Linked DNA regions of Homo sapiens: region 1 is linked to region 2. Evidence: chromatin loops called from intact Hi-C (ENCODE). Cell type or tissue: PC-3. All regions are shown on one strand. Region 1 has its middle 110 kb from the start of RXFP1. Region 2 has its middle 50 kb from the start of TMEM144.

The links. A loop is a pair of places that touch in the nucleus more often than their neighbours do. Peaks named below come from ENCODE experiments on the same cell type or tissue, not always from the same donor. Only the 100,000 strongest peaks of a DNase experiment are listed, where the experiment ranks them.
Region 1: a loop joins it to region 2, with 8 times the contacts of the local background. A loop is called at or near these places in 4 of 110 quality-filtered maps.

What each region holds. Positions count from the first base shown.
Region 1 is chr4:158,409,090-158,411,589 of GRCh38, forward strand. No RefSeq gene overlaps it. Among named protein-coding and RNA genes, the nearest start is that of RXFP1, 110 kb to the right of the region's middle. In PC-3, a CTCF peak has its summit at 1,362; no DNase peak of the experiment used is centred here.
Region 2 is chr4:158,259,079-158,261,578 of GRCh38, forward strand. No RefSeq gene overlaps it. Among named protein-coding and RNA genes, the nearest start is that of TMEM144, 50 kb to the left of the region's middle. In PC-3, a CTCF peak has its summit at 1,090 (motif pointing right); no DNase peak of the experiment used is centred here.

The DNA of each region.
Region 1 (2,500 bases), 150 kb after region 2:
AATATAGATGAGTTCCCTGGTGATATGGTTTGGCTGTATGCCCACCAAAATCTCAACTTGAGTTGTATCTCCTAGAATTCCCACAGGTTGTGGGAGGGACCCAGGTGGAGGTGATTGAATCATGGGGGCCAGTCTCTCCCGTGCTATTCTCGTGATAGTGAATAAGTCTCATGAGATCTGATAGGTGTATCAGGGGTTTCCGCTTTTGCTTCTTTCTCATTTTCTCTTGCCAGCGCTGTGTAAGAAGAGCCTTTCACCTCCCGCCATGATTCTGAGGCCTCGCCAGCCATGTGGAACTGTAAGTCCAATTAAACCTTTTTTTGTTCCCAGTTTCGGGAATGTCTTTATCAGCAGTGTGAAAACGGACTAATACACCTGGTTTAACGACAACACAGATTGAAAATCATTTGAGTCTCAACGACCATGAGCTTAATTACAAAATTATTTTGGCATTGTTTTTGAAGAAAGGAAAATAAATGTTCCACTCAGCATTCTCTGAACTACATTATAAAAGTTTTAGTTTGGCACATTGAGAACATATGTTCATTTATTATTTTATTGATCCTTGCCTGTTCAAGAATACGAAATTGTCCTCAAATACTTTTAATTTTTATTTATTTTTGAGAGAAGGTCTCACTCTGTCACCCAGGCTGGAGTGCAGTGGTGCCATCATAGCTCACTGCAATCACCAACTCCTGAGCTCAAGTGATCCTCCCACCTCAGCCTCCCAAAGTACTGAGATTACAGGCATGAGCCACCACGCCTGTCTTTCCTCAAATATTTTTAATATATTAACTGAATTCCCTTTATAACCTTAGGCGAAATCACTAACTTTCTCAAGAGCTTATTTATGTATGTTTAAATTCAAGTCAACAAACATTCGTTGAATACTAAATATGTTAGGGTAGGGGTGTATCGTGTTAGGGTACAAGGGGCTTCACTCATGATTTCTGTCTTTGAAGAGATTTGCTTTCTATTAGGAAGAACAAAATGACTTACTATAAAACACCGTGAGAGGAAACCCATAAAAAGTGTTAATGTGCAAGAATTCAAATGAGAAATTGTCTCCAGTTGGAATGACCAGGTGGAGTTTAGAATTGGTAATGGAAATAAATCCTCAAAGGATGGATACGAATTCTTCTATCATTAATGAAGAGAAAAAAGTATTTCTGGTGAAAAGCACAGGTTGGACAAAGAATGGAGTCCAGAAAGTTAGAGAAATAGAGGTCCATGGGAAACAAGATGAGTGAGACCGGATTTGGACAGGGAGCAGAGTCCCCATGATTGTTGTGGAATCACTTGTCACAGGAGTTCAGTCTTAATTGTAGGAGGAGCTGGGAAAATGAAGATCCAGAAGAGGGAGTTGGAGGATCAGAAAAGACACTCGGCAGTCCTTTTAAGAACCCATGTCCAGCACAGCAAATGAGACTGGGAAGCGGAGTTCATAGGGAGGTATATAGACAGCTGTTGTTAATGTGAAGCTAGCACATCTGAGAGTGCACAAACATCTGGAGGCTGCCCAGAGGCTGATGTTGGTCAACAGGACCAACAGTTGAGGAGCTAGATACAAATCAGAAGAGAGCCAGAGCAAGTGGGAACCCGCTAGGCACCTCTACATGTTTTCATTACCTTCTACGACTAAAACCACCTTTAGAGAGTAATGGCCACTACTTCACTTTTGCTTTTTGATTCTCACCTGAGTTCTTCATAAGCCACACAGGGCAACTTATCCTGGGAAATATAGTGCCCAACTTAAATGAGTCAACGCGAACAAGCACCACACAAGTTGTCCTGATTAAGAGATATAAGATGCATATGTGAATGTGCTGAAGGTCAGTTTGGTTAAGGTATCAGGGAACATGAGAGTGACCATGATTTCCATGGTGTGAAGTTGATTCTTAATCAAGGGAATCATCTCTAGTGAGGTGAGAGTGAGGTTTATTTTTGCAGGTTCAGGATGAAAAGCCTGAGACTGATCCAAAATTATCCAGTCCAGCATAAGAAAATATTCCTTGACAGGATGCCCTAATCCATGCAGCCATGAGAGGGTTTTATTTAGATGAGAGAGAGAGCTCTATAGCAGTGCCTTCCAACTCCTGTGTCAAAGCAAGCCATTGTACTGGTATATGGAAAAGGGTTCAGGTATGCTGAGATATTCATCCTCCAAGCCTGCAGGGCAGCATGGTCGCAGTCAGAGCTCCTAGACCAGCTGCCTTGGGCAATGAGCATTTCTGTCCAGGGCTGAAGGCAGTGAGCATACTGGGCTACATTTATTTCTTGCTGCTTCCCCACCATTCACTCAGCACAGTGTGTGGTACTCTAGCACCTGGGCATCTCTTCCAGTAGCCATCTGCAGCATGAATTGCTATTCATAATGGACAAGGTGCCTGCAGAGCTGCTGAAGGAGTGCATGTTCCAGATGCCCAAGGAGCTCAGCAGGCAGCCGTAAGTATACTAGCAGGAGGTAAGAATGGCAGGAGGCCAGGGAGACTGTTTTTGG
Region 2 (2,500 bases):
TTTAGGTTTCACACTGAAAGAAGCAGTTTGAGAAACTGCTTAATTAAAAGACATTCAAATTCAAGACAATTTACACTTTCACTCTGTAATCATTTTCATAATAGCTCACATCCAATTAATACAGTGGATAAAACTTAAAAAGTTTAATGGGAAACCCTTTTAAATACTCTTTAGTTGTCAGAAAGAACAAAGGTAAAACTTGTAATTCCTGTCACATCTTCCTCGGTTCAAAGAGTATTTTACAGTTAGAATAAAAAAAGGAGCCAAATAAAATTACTTAGGTTTTTCTTTTTTTCTTGTTTTTTTTCTTTGAGGCTCAAGGAGTACATTCACAAAAATAAATTATATTGGCTCCCATATGAAATTATCAGGGATGACATTAAAACTAAGCAGCCAAGGAAAACATGTTGGTGCAGGCTTTAGTTTTTCTCTAAATAGAAAAATTAATATTCTAAGTAATTTTGAAATTTAAAATATTAAATTTATTAAAGCTGTAATGAATTATACATTGCTCCCTTAAGGAAAAAAAAAAATATCAGTACCTGTAAGATGTATCTGACATTCACAAACAGTAACCACCCAAAAACACCAGGTTTGGTTGCTGGATTAAGATTCTAAAATCTGATATTCTGATTTTAGAATCTTAATCTTAATAATGTATGTCTCTGTGTTCCTAAAATTTTTATTTTAAAGTGCATGACACAATACATCATGAAATAATTCATAGACTACTTTCTTAAAATTTAAGTAGTTTAAGAAATCCAGGAAAATATTCTTTCCTATTATTTTTGCATAAATTATAGCATAAATGAATATCCACATCCTACGTATATAATTAGTACCATGAAATACAACTTGCTATGTATAGTCCCTGCCACATGTTAGGAAAGTTTATGCGAATTGGGACCTCTCCACAGAAGAGTCATTCAACTTTAATAACTAGGGGAAATGTTGGAGTTAGGTAGTTGGTTAAAATGGAATCTTCACACAAAATGAGGTATCTGGTTGTCTTACCTTTAGTTATTACTGTATATTAATCTTCATTTAATTCATCTGTAAATACATTTTCAAATTTGACCACCAGAGGGAAGTATAGGGTTAATTATGATAGTCTGTGGTGGTCTATGTTATAAAATGTAAACTTTTTTTAAGTTTGGGCTCTGTCTCTCCCTCTCCTTCCCTCCTTCCCTTCTTCTCTCTCTCCTGTATCTCTGCTCTCAAATGACCATATTTTGCCATTTATAGATTCTTAAAAGCTGAACTATAAAAAAAGAAACCTATCTTCTATTTCCCATGCTATCAGTCTAATTGTCAATGTGATGTCTGCTTTTCAGTCATCGAGTTTTCATCACTCTTTTGCTTTATTATTATATTTGGCTTTTATAATTTCCTAGAAGTTGAAGACATCACAAAACAATTCAATTTTTAGACTTATTTAAACAGAAGAGTCTGTTCTTGCCCTAGAATATTCAGGACGTAGAAGAAGGCTCACAGCCAGTGCTACCAACATTAATGAGTGCTGCTGAATAAATATTAAGCTAGAAGGCACATTTTTCTCTGACCTAAAAACAAAGACATCATCACTAAATGATTAGGCTGAATGGCCTCAGGTTTCTCTAAGATGCTCTAGTAATTCTTTGGCTTCGTTAGACTTTTTAGGTCACAGAGACCTGGAACTATTTGCCCTGTTATTTTTGAAGACTTTTTGCAAGCACGAGGCAGAAATGTTTTCTCAATAGCCTACTATGTCAATCATTTGTTGTAATTGGATGTTCACTGAATATGGATTCTTACAGCATTTGCCATCACTTGTAGACTGAATTGAGGAAGATGCGTTCCTATTTCCTGAGCACAGAATGATGTTTCACTACGGTAAAAGTTTGACATAAAGTGGGATAGCACATGAGCCTGTTGTTTATTTCAGCTCTGAAATGCCTAATGGAAAATCACTATGAGACAAATTCCACAAAAATAGGAAAATTGGACATGTCTAACATGCTCAAATCATAAGCTGAGATATTTTGCAGAATTTTTATTTCTCTCTATTTACACACTAAAGGTCATTTAGAATCCTGTCACCTCACTTACATCATCTTACTCATGATGCTTCTTATTGAGGATCTCAAGTCTGAAATTCAAATATTATGTATGTGCTGTATTGGTAATAAAATCATCAACTTTAATATGGGAATGTGACATACTAAATATGAGGTCAGGAAATATATAAAACTAAATCTCACAATATATTTTAATATATTTTGTGTATTTTATGAGGAGTAGAGAGATGGGAAAGCAACTTGGTATTGGACACTTTCATATGAGGGATTTTTTTTGCAAACACCAAAGACTCTACATGCTGTACTATTTTATGTAAATATGTACCTTTTCTATGGCTATTGCAAAAATTCTAAATACCTAATCATTGCTTATCTTCGATGCTTTGTAAGACTGATTTACCTCCTGAAAAGATGATTCAAGATCATAAATAAAAGGAAGAAAA